3 separate regions of the Homo sapiens genome follow, and all the other regions are linked to region 3. The links are chromatin contacts, found by Hi-C or POLR2A ChIA-PET in ENCODE. All regions are on one chromosome and are shown on one strand. The core of a region is the stretch at or near the end of the contact, and the rest is flanking DNA. Distances in the headings are between cores, read along the strand shown. Region 1 overlaps FRMD6-AS2 (FRMD6 antisense RNA 2). Region 2 overlaps LOC101927598 (a long non-coding RNA gene). Region 3 holds the start of FRMD6 (FERM domain containing 6).

Region 1 (3,575 bases), core at 225-2,724, 76 kb before region 3:
AATAATTAGTTATTACTAAATTCATCACCCTCTTCAACCTATTTTTTTATTTTCTATGAAGCATCTCTTGGGTAACAGTTTTCATAGAATTGCTAGCCACAGGGTGACTTCATGCTTCCTTTTATTTGTGCTAAAGCCACCTTTGATTAACCCTTGGGAAGGTCTTCCTGTGCTTGCCCTGCCAGCCCTGCCCAGCCCTTATGGTTTTGTAAACATCAATCCTCTCTGACCTTAGCCACCACCTTTTCAGAGTGAAGGGTGCAATAGGCTCTCCCTCTCATTGCTCAACCTTTCTAGTCTCTTCTGGTTGTGCCCTGGAATTTACTGGACCATGGTTTTCCAAGCATAGATCAGGGCACATGCAAAAATAGACTCTATCCACAGAGCCTTTAAAGCTACCCTGATAAGAAGTCTTCTTTTTTGAGATTTATATTCATTTTGAATTATTAAAATACAAGTGTCCATCATGAGACAAATGGATAAAGAAAATGTGGTATGTATGCACAACGGAGTACTACTGAGCCATAAAAGAGAATGAGATCCTGTTATTTGCAACAACATGGACAGAACCTGAGGACATTATGTTACATAAAACAAGCCAGGCACAGGAAGACAAACTTCACATGTCCTCACTCATTTATGGGAGCTAAAAATTAAAACAATTGAACTCATGGGTATAGAGAGTAGAATGATGGTTACCAGAGGTTGGGAAGGGTAGTGGGTGGGGTGGGGGAAGTGGGAATGGTTAATGGGTACAAAAATATAGTTAGATAGAATGAATAAGAGCTAATATTTGATAGTACAACAGGGCGATTCTGATCAACAGTGATTTATTGTATACTTTAAAATAACTAAAAGAATATAATTGGATGGTTTGTAACACAAAGAAAGTATAAATGCTTGAGGTGATGAATGCCCCATTTACCCTGGTGTGATTACTACACATTGCATGCCTGTATCAAAATATCTTATGTGCCCTATAAATATATACACATAGTATGTACCCATAAAAATTAAAAATAAAATAAATTTTTAAAAGGATAATAAAGAAATACAAAGTAAATGTGTTGCTCTCATGTAAGAGCAGTTTGGCCTTTTTTATCACAGCATGGAGCCTATTGAAAGACCACTTTTATGCCTAGAGAGATGATGCCCCACCAGTCACTCAAAATGGCTACTAGGAACATTATCAATCCTCTTTCATTGCTGAGAATGGCTTAAATTTGAATTTTAAGATTCAATTTGTTATTTAATTTTAAAATATGGCTTACATTTTAACTTTAAGATCCAGAGGCAGTCTGAATTAAAAACTGGGGAGAAAGGAATTAAGGCAGATAAGTAATTCCAACTTATCTATCGACATGAAATAACCTTTACAAAGATGGGCTGTGAATATAAAGAGAGCCTTGTCTGTGCTCCCTGAACATCAGGACTTTGGATCTTGCATCAGCGGAGGGGGCCACCTGGCTCTGACTTTCTCCTGCAGATGCAGATGCTCCTTGGTTGAGCTAAGTGGAAATTCCCTTCTGGAGTCTCCCTAGGTAAGGGCCGTTAGAAAGTGTCAGAGGAGTGTGTGTGACTGTTTTCTGTTTTCGTGAGATATTGTAGAACTTTAAGTCTGCTGGTCATAAATGTTTTCTTTTTGAAATCCTTAGAGATTTTTTTTCTTCTTCGTCACAATGGCAGGAATACAGAGATTTCGCATGATTTCTTAATGGGATTCAGCTGCCTACGCTGCAGTGCTTTCAGCTGTATTTGAGAATGCACTGTGTTTCTGCCTTGTTTTACGTTTGCAGATGGCTGGAACTCTCCGTGTCTCCTTTTCTTTCTGTCATGGCTGGCAAGAGCTCATGGGCCATGAGCTGCATCTTTATAAACATGAACAGATTAGCAGGTATTCCCAAATGGGACAAATGCTACCTTATTGCAGACAGTTTCTAGTATAGTCCCACATTCTTTGAGAAAGTAGGTGGAGACCCCATCAGCACCAGGCCACTGGCAGCAAATGGTTGTAGCCAGGAGCCAGAATAGAGCAAGTCCAGCCTGAGCCTGTGGTCGGCAGTGGAGAAGAGAGGGTCGCAGACCTGAGGCAAAGGGCAGCCTGAACAATCAAGAACCAGAGCAGCCCTGGCACCCGACACCCAGGAGAGTGGGCTACAGGAAGAGGATCTGAGACCAGAGCCCACAGAGTCTGCAGAAACTAGAGGCACAAGGCACGAGGAATCACAAAGCAAACTTAAGTGCCGACATCAAAGAAGGCATTCTCACCCTGTTTCCTGCTTCTGGGTTTCTCCACATTCCTATAGCCTTACAGACAGTAAGCCCAGTGTGGTGGGAACAGGGAATTGAAGTGGAAAGCACAGGCCAGGGGATCTGATGGGTCTCTTAGATCCCCTGGGAGGGCATGACAACATAGAGAAAGAAGAGTCCTTTAAAAGCATTCAACATAACGTAGTTTGCCCAGGCAGTTCACGCTGACTGAAACCTCCTCTGTCTTCTGAACTCGGGCATGCCTATCTCATCTCTTCTTTTGAAGCAGAATGCTTTAAATTTTTATTTTTATCCTGTGAACTTCAATATGCGACCTCCTTCTGTGACAGAGCTTCTCTTTTGGTCCCCCATGAGTGGATATCACCTTGTACTCCCCTGCACCCCTAAGCTCACGTTCTTCATCTTCTCTTTGACCCTCAGCATGTTATCCCTTGACCCATTCTTCAGTTTTCATGTCTATCATCTGCAAAATCTTTTCTGCCTCATAGTACTTAGGAGATCAGACATACGCACGCTGGAGACAGGAACCTCCCAATATCAAATTAGCCACTTGGGCCATCTTGTCTGGCACGTTGCATAAATGTTGTATGGAAGACAGGTCCTCCTCCCAATTTCGTTTTTCACTGGCCACATGATGTTAGACAAGTCTCTTTCTCTCTTTGAGCCTCTCCTGTCTGATCCAATGGGTTGTAAGAATCAGATGAAATAACAGAGGGGAGAGGATTACACATTTTAAAGCACTATGCAAATGTAAGGTGTTGTTATAATAAAATATGGATCATGGCTTATGTTGGGGTGGGGCTAAGCCTCCTTTAGTCATTCTTTCAGCTTGTTTGTGTAACCTCTGGTGAAATTTTAATAACTGTTGCAAGGCATAGGTTTCAGCACGTTCTTTGTTTCTTCTGTTGGTATTTGCAAGGCAGTCACATCTGCCATGAGCTAGTCCTTCTCAGAAGGGAGTGGGTGGGAAAACATGTAGCTAAAAAGGGCTTAGGAGCCCTGAGACATCTTAAATAGGAGTCATTTAACTACTCCAATGGAAAAAAAAAAAGAACAGCAAAAATATCACCAAACTCATGGCACAGTCAGTAGCTCAGCACTATGGTTCTTACCATTTGAAATTTCCATTCAACCGTGTTTCATCTCCAGCCACTATCATCATCATGATCATCAAATTTAGCTGAATTACTAGTTCAGTTAAGACTCAATGTATAGTGTTGTGTATCAGATATGTGCCAAGCCCTATGCTAAGTATACAGCCTTGAGTAATTCACAGATTCTTCCATACGAAACTCGCGTACAAA
Region 2 (3,491 bases), core at 646-3,145, 120 kb after region 3:
AGGGGCGGCGAGGGCGTGGCTTTTACTCCCCACACCGCAGGGAGTGCCTCACCCCCCTGCCATGTGCGTCTTGAGAGCCAGGGGGGGCGAGGGGGTGGCTCTTACTCCCCACATCGCGAGGGGCGACTCACCCCCCTGCCATGTGGTTCATGAGAGCCATGGGGGGCAAGGGGGTGGCTCTTACTCCCCACATCGCGGGGGGTGACTCACCCCCCTGCCATGTGGAACGTAAGAGCCGGGGGGGGGGGCGAGGGGGTGGCTCTTACTCCCCACATCGCGGGGTGCCTTACCTGTACTCTTCATTCTGACCTCAGCTCCACCTCCCCTCCCCAGAAAGTTCTTCCATGACCACTCATTCCAAAATTGGTTCTCCACTGTGTCTCTATCACAGAACCCTGTTTATTTGTTAATACCAGCAATCACAACTCTGATTCACTAATTCACTTATTGATTATTCTTTGCCTGCGTCCTATACCATAATGTGGACCTGTGAAGGTGAGACCCTTGTCCATCTAGCTTAATCTAGCTTAACATACGCTAGCACTTACGGCAGGTCCTTGGCTCAGCAGGCACTCAATGAATTGGGGTCGAATGAATACAGTAACACTGGATCATTAGAAAAGGAGAGAAAACTTCCTCAACGCTAAAATGCACTTTTTATCGATTCTGGAAGGGGGCTGCATCTTCCATTGGATATGGATATTTAATGTCATATTTCATTCCCACTCCTCTCTGAAAAGTTCCTAGTACATCGAGGTGCTCATGTGGTAGATTGTGTCTTAGCACCAAGGAAGGACAACAAGCAAGGATTATCCTGGGAAGGGAGCTTAACTACCTCTAAATCCAGGATGCTTTTTCTGAGCAATGAGGAGGATGGAGGCACATCAAAGGGGACAGAATAAGGAAACCAGTGCTCAGAAATGATGAGAAGGAACGTGGAGTAGGAAGGCATCCGGAGATGGCAGGCCAGCCTGCAATGGTCTTCATCCTGCACAGAGCAGTACGAATTTTCCTTCCTCCCAGCTTGGGAGTGGATGGGGCCAGGAGTAGCTGCCTCACTTCAGGTGTTCCAGCAAGCATGCATTCAATGGCCTACAGGCCTGAGGTAGCAGGGTACGTAGGCCTAATCCCATCTGCCTGCTTGAGTCTCAGGTATTGCACAAAACCAAAGTCTGTGCTTAGCGACTGCCCCCAGGTTTGAGCAACTGCTTAAAGCATTATCTGCTCAAAGTACAGCAGTGCACCACCAACGTCAGGACCTCTCAAAGAGCTTGCATAAAACGCAGGGCATTGGGCCCAATTCCCAACCTGCAGAACTGGCCTTCACAAACAGAGCCCAGGAATCTGCTTTTTAATTTATTTATTTATTTATTTATTTATTTATTTATTTATTTATTTATTTTGAGACGGAGTCTCGCTCTGTCGCCCAGGCTGGAGTGCAGTGGCGCCATCTCGGCTCACTGCAAGCTCCGCCTCCCGGGTTCACGCCATTCTCCTGCCTCAGCCTCCCGAGTAGCTGGAGCTACAGGCGCCCGCCGCCACGCCTGGCCAATTTTTTTGTATTTTTAGTAGAGATGGGGTTTCACCGTGTTAGCCAGGATGGTCTCGATCTCCCGACCTCGTGATCCACCCGTCTCGGCCTCCCAAAGTGCTGAGATTACAGGCGTGAGCCACCGTGCCCAGCCAAATCTGCTTTTTAATCAGCTCCCTGCTTCGCGGGATTCTTAGGTGAGTGGTTCTCAAACCTAATAAGTTGAAGTGGGGGATGACTCATTCAGGAGGCTCATTCTCCTCCGCTGCGCCTCCTCCAGCCCTCTTAAATGTTGTCTCTTCATCTTTCTTCGTACCTTCGGTTTATCACACTCCAGGCAGCTTCTGGTGTGCCTGCCCCTGTCCATTACAGAGGAGAAAGGAATCCACAGGCCCCTGCTGGGCGAGCTTGGGTGAGTCTGGGGGAGCTCCAGACGTGCCCCGGAGGGCCTGGGAGGAACTAGGTCAGATCTCTCCTTTGGGGACCTACTGCCTGTTCCTAACTGCAGCCTGACCTCTGGTGGTCAGAAGGGAGTCGTTTGGTAGGAAGAACCCAGAAAGTTTGGCTTTTTGCAATTGGGGGCTTGTGGGAGGAGGAAATTTAATCCTTACAAACTCCATCTCTGCTTGCAGAGGCTCCTTTGCTAAGCCTGGGGTTATTTGAGGAGGGGGTGGTGTGCAGTTTATGGCTCTTCCAAGTTCCTTGTTTTGCCTCCGTGGCACGCTGATCTTGACAGCTCCCCTGTACCTGAACGTTTGTGGGAACATTTTAGCTGCATTGCTGCCTTTCATCTGAGGGGGCAGAGGAGAGAGAGAGAGATGGGCAAGGAAGGAGATGTTGGGTCTTTTCATGTTTTTAAAGGTTTTCTTTTTTTTTAAAGGTGGGGTGGCCAAGGTTGAAAAGCCTAGCAAGCAGACACAGCTCTGGAAGGTGTGCCTGTGGCCTCCATTATTCATGTCTTGACCTTCTCTCAGCGGCCAAGCGCCCACTCTGCCTCTCACTTGGCTGGGGCACCTGAAACCGCTGAGGCCTGAGAGCGCTGGCTCCATGGCTGCAGCAGCCCTTTCTCTGCCCCACCAGGCCCAGGTGTGGCTTTTCTGGCATCCAGATCCTTAACCTGGTCAACGTGCTAAAGCTCAGTCACACACAGGATGAAAGTGGCCATAAAAACACTTAGAGAAGCCTCTCTGGCAATAAATCGCCCTCTCCTTTCCTTTTTAATTCTTAGGAATTAATTAACTTAATTATTAGCTAATTAATTAGTAGTTAATTAGTCAATTAACTAGCAGAACTAGATCACCTGACTTCCATGATAAACAATAATGTGCTTTTGCATTTCCAGAACCAAAATATAGTGCCCAATTCAAGGAACTGTTACTCTTTAGTAATCACAAATAGTGTAACAATGTTGGTAAACAGAGACGTTAAGGCTGGACCAAGAAAGGTAGTGCGGTAGAATGGGAAGTGCACAGTCTGGCAGTTGGAAGCTGGAGCTATGGTTGGGTTGACTGGGCAATTGATTTATTCAGTCATTTAACAAACTTGACTGAGAGCCCTTGATGAAGCAGGCATTGCACTGAATGCCAGGAAGACCAAGAAAAGCAAGACATATGACCCCTACCCCCAAGTTATTTTCAGTCTTGTGGGAGGCAATCAAAAGACATATAAACTGTTTAGACCATGAAATCTGTCTGGCATATTTAGCTCCTCGATTTGCTGCATGGTCTTCATCATTGTCAATCTCCTTCAGAGAATGCATGGAATCTCATTTCGTTCTCGCAATAATCCTATGAGGGAGGTCTTATCATCCCCTTTTATAAGGAAACTGAGTCCTTAGAAAGATCAGAGAGTTTGCCCAAGGCCAAATGGCCAGTAAGTGGTGGAGCTGGCACTGCAATCTAAGTCAGCCTGACTCCAGAGCCTGTGCTGGTGGCCACCAGGCTACACGGTTCTCCAAGAT
Region 3 (3,800 bases), core at 53-2,552:
GATGGTCTCGATCTCCTGACCTCGTGATCCGCCCGCCTCGGCCTCCCAAAGTGCTGGGATTACAGGCGTGAGCCACCGCGGAGCAGGGCAGTTTTAAAGTTGACTTCTGAGAGCATCAGATTTTGGATAGTGTCCTTTCTCAGGTCCTGTTTCCTTGTCTCCTCATCCCATTTTAAAAGCCAGACACATAAACCCCGGCACTCCTTTAGCGAAGGGCTCAGTGAGGGCGTTTTTGCCACCCGTGGCCAGGGGTCATTGGGTCAGCAAAGTCAGAGGAAACCTAGAAAGGCAGAAGCCCAGGAGGTTGACGCCCTGCGGGTCTAGGGGCCAGGTGCTGGGTGTCTCTCCTTTCGTGTGCGGTTCCCAGCAGCAGGTCCTGGTGGGCGCAGACTGACCGGAGAGGTGTGGCTCGCCCCCTCCCCAGACCCCGAGGTGGCAATGAAACCTCCATCTCCTGGCTTGATTCCTTGTGCTATAAAAAATCTTCCACTGGCCCTTTGCATCTCTCGCCCTCCATCCCCCAAAGCCACTATCGGGAGGGGACAAAAATAATTTCTGAGGGGCCATGGGCACTAAAACCACAGCAGACAGAGGCTGTGTCTACCTGAGGAACTGGAGAGGTAGAATTAGAGGGGGAGGCTGGGCATCCTCGGCGGCGCCCCCTCCATCCAGCGTGAAACCCACGAGGCGCGGCGTCTCGAGTGGCGGGCGGGCAGGGGGCTGCAGGATTCACGAAGCCACCTCCGCCGGGGACCGCCTTCTCTCGGAGTGGCCTCCCCTCCGGCGTTCCGCTTTAGTAAGACGACACTCAGGCCAAACAGCCGCCCCCGGCCAGCCCGACTCGGCTCTGGAGGGAGCGCCCCGAGGGAGTCCAGCCGGAGGCGGAGAAGGCCACTCGGCCAGAAGGTGGGGAGCCGCCGGCGTCCCCTCGCACCTCCGTCTCCACAGCAGGGGGAAAGGCCCTGATCGCCGTGGTCCACACCACCGCGTCCACCTGAGGCTCGCCTCGCTTCCTGGGTCCCTAGAGGGGTGGCGTACTCCGCTTTCTCCTGCCCCCAAGTGGCCGCACCCCTCCGCGGGACGCTTGGTTGGGTCCAGGGCGGGGCGGGCGGGCGCTCCCCGTACTGCCGCGAGCTCAGCGCGCAGCTCCCGCGGCTCGGCTGCCGCCGCGGCCAGTTGGGGCGGGTCGGGGGCGGGGTCTCAGGGGGCGGGGATTCGGGGGGGCGGGTCGGGTCGGGAGGCGTGGGTGGGGGGCGGGGCGGACGCGGAGCGCCCCTCTGGCTGGCGGGGCCAAGGGGCTGAGAGGAGTGGGGCAGGCTCGGCGCCGGTAGGAAGAGTCAGAGGGGTGACCAGAGAGCCCAACGCCTGGTGCTCAAGACTTTCTCCGAGGTATGAACAAGAACCAGGCGTCTGGGCCCTTTCCGCTCGCCCCATCGCTCAGCCGCCGCGCCCCGGACGCCCGCTGTGCCCCCTGCCGGCGGGGCGGCGGCGGGACTGGGTTTCGGGAGGGTTTCTGGAAGTCGCGAGTCCCAGCGAAGGCAGTGCACCGCTCTCCGCCTCTTTCTTCGCCTTCTTCTCGCTCCCTTAGCTCTGGGTGTCGGGCACCGGTGGTAAGGTCGCTTCTCCGTGAGTCGGAGGTCGCTCACTCTGGGACGGGCGGACGAGGCCCTAGGGCAGCCGAGCCCGGCAGCGGGGGAGGCGTGGAGCTCGGGGCGGCTTCAGCGGCGGGGGCGGGAGGCTGGTCCTGGCTGCAGACTGCGCGCCTGGGCTCCGTGCGCGGTCCCTGGTTCTCTGCATCGCGGAGGTCCCCGGATCACAGGGCTCCCTGGCGGGCCCCGGCACCCAGGTCTGTGTCGCTGTGGCTGGGCGCCGGGACTAGCACCCGAGTCCCGCGCTCCCGGGGGCTGCGCCGTGCCGCCTGTTGTGCGCGCGCAGAGGCCGGACAGCCCGGCTGCGGGAAGGGACCCGAGCGCAGGGTCTGCCCCGCGTCCCGGAAAGTGCCTAGTCTGCGGAGCCGGAGGTTGAGCTGGGGCAGATCGGCGCCAGACGGGGGCCTGGGTGAGATACGAGTTGGGGGTGCGGCCTGCAGAATTTGGGTTTCTGGAGGAGCTTACGGCGCGCTGGCGGAGCCCCAGGCGAACAGGAGCACCGGATTCGGCTCCGGGAGGGCCAGGCACTGTCAGGTATGGACAGCTGCGGTCCACCCGTGTAAGTGTAAAGTCTACAGAGATTAAAACAACACCTCGAGTCCTGGGACAGCATAACCTAATGGTGCGGGCGTTTTCTTAAAGGCACGAATAGATGGGAAAATGTCAAAATAAGCATATTTTAAAGTTGAAAGCTGGCAGATTTTCAGGCCGTGTAGTTGTGTAGCTAGTGTCCAAAGAAATATTAGCTCGTTTTCCCCCTTAACACCTTTTCATTTTTATTTTTTTACGCAAAATCTGTTTTGCCAGTATTTCCCTCAGGAGCTGTGCATTGCTCACAGCAGGGAAGGAAAACTTCAGCAAGCGTTCTCAGGTTGCTTCTGACTTCCAGCCTGTGCTCTCCAGCATTTCTGAATGTGGAGAAAAAGTATCTCTTGCTGGATTTTCCGAGTATGATTCCCTTCTGTTCTTCTCTGGGACCGGGCAATGTTTGTTTATGGGTTTTATAAGCATCTATTTAAATTTAGTTTTTGCACGAAATACTCCCTCTTGCCACAGGGTGTAGTTTGGGGTTTAGAAAATGCTGTTGGAGAAAGCTGCTAGTGGCTTCATTTTCCAAGAATGTAAGTCATTTCCTTTCTGTGATTTCAGGGAGTTGATATTTCACAGCATCAAAACTTTGTGGGGAAAATTTTCCGTAATACATCTGTCATTAAAAAGGCTTGTGACTTTTGGGTTTCCTTCTTAGAGCAGTGCATGAATTTAGGTTCAGCAGTGTTAAAGGATGAGAAATTTTTTTTTAGAATTTAGAGCATTATGAGACTATTGTAGAAATTTTAACTACCAGGACCTACAGGATGGAGAGTGGGGGAGGGGAGAAGACCAGAAGAGAGGCAGGAAAACAGATGCCTTTGCTGATGTCCTTTGTAGTATAAAACTTAACAGCACCACAGCACCTAATCATTTTCTCAGGTGTGGCTTTGAGAAATAAACGTTTTATGTTAAAAATGAAAATACTTCACAATATGAGACAGCTGGCATTTGAATACTTTTCCCAGTATGTTTGTAAACATTTTGGATTCATATTTCATATTAAAATGGACATTTAGTAGGATTATTAGATGAAAAGGGTCCCCCAGGGGATATCTAATATCAAATTATCTGCAGGACATCTTCTCCAGAAAGCAGACTGACTGTAATATGAACTAATTTTCCCCCCTTTGAGTTGCTTGCAAGAATCTCTGAGATCTGACACTGATGGGCTACAGTAATCAGCAGTTCTTGCAGTACTCAAGACATTTTAAGGGGCAGGAAATCTTTCCTATTTCCAGTATCTCCTTTTTGGGGGCAACAAGGGTAAGCTGCTAGTTTTAAGTACATAATTTGAACTTAGAGATTTAAGATGCTCCTGGCTGTACAGGAAAACGCCTGAAAACAGCATGGGCCTGGATGAAGACGCTGCTTTTGAAAGCAAAATGCCAGTGTGCTAGGTAGCGGTTTTTAGTTACAAATTCTTAAAAAAAATTGTTACTGAACTAGGTTAGCTGAATTGGGGGGGGGGTCTTTTTGTAGTTTTTGGATTTTGTTTCCACATTTAACTATACTTATAAAGCTTTTGGCTTTCTGAACTTATGATGTAATAGACTGCGTAGC

Evidence for each region. A loop is a pair of places that touch in the nucleus more often than their neighbours do. ChIA-PET counts read pairs that join two places held with the same protein, here RNA polymerase II (POLR2A). Pooled maps may share reads with other maps.
Region 1: a loop to region 3 is called in a map with no recorded cell type, with 2.1 times the contacts of the local background. The contact joins the enhancer-like site here to the promoter of FRMD6 in region 3. A Hi-C loop is called at or near these places in 5 of 168 maps with a recorded cell type or tissue (CD8-positive, alpha-beta T cell, Caco-2, PC-3 and 2 more), 5 of 37 single-sample maps with no recorded cell type and 6 of 50 pooled maps. POLR2A ChIA-PET finds 5 or more read pairs at or near these places in 9 of 52 experiments (A549, AG04449, AG04450 and 6 more).
Region 2: a loop to region 3 is called in a map of PC-3, with 13 times the contacts of the local background. The contact joins the enhancer-like site here to the promoter of FRMD6 in region 3. A Hi-C loop is called at or near these places in 64 of 168 maps with a recorded cell type or tissue (A673, CD4-positive, alpha-beta T cell, CD8-positive, alpha-beta T cell and 43 more), 16 of 37 single-sample maps with no recorded cell type and 45 of 50 pooled maps. POLR2A ChIA-PET finds 5 or more read pairs at or near these places in 8 of 52 experiments (A549, HEK293, HEK293T and 5 more).

Annotation. Positions count from the first base shown.
Region 1 is chr14:51,573,961-51,577,535 of GRCh38, forward strand. The region is part of intron 2 of FRMD6-AS2 (FRMD6 antisense RNA 2); the gene reads right to left. It also overlaps a transcript of FRMD6 not described here. Among named protein-coding and RNA genes, the nearest start is that of FRMD6-AS2, 24 kb to the right of the region's middle. Within about 2 kb of position 1,475, at least 2 of the 41 ENCODE cell types and tissues checked have a DNase peak (open chromatin) inside an H3K27ac peak, as active enhancers do.
Region 2 is chr14:51,774,421-51,777,911 of GRCh38, forward strand. All of the region lies in intron 1 of LOC101927598 (a long non-coding RNA gene), which reads left to right. Among named protein-coding and RNA genes, the nearest start is that of GNG2, 84 kb to the right of the region's middle. RefSeq lists a silencer at 1,622-1,791. Within about 2 kb of position 1,896, at least 4 of the 41 ENCODE cell types and tissues checked have a DNase peak (open chromatin) inside an H3K27ac peak, as active enhancers do; they include PC-3, PC-9 and uterus, where a contact is called at or near this core.
Region 3 is chr14:51,650,608-51,654,407 of GRCh38, forward strand. FRMD6 (FERM domain containing 6) reads left to right here and starts at 1,303. Exons shown (of 14, transcript NM_001267046.2): 1 at 1,303-1,389. It overlaps FRMD6-AS1 (FRMD6 antisense RNA 1), which reads right to left and starts at 1,137. Exons shown (of 1, transcript NR_037676.1): 1 at 1-1,137. RefSeq lists an enhancer at 306-924 and silencers at 897-966, 1,097-1,546, 1,757-1,846, 1,857-1,916, 1,927-2,076.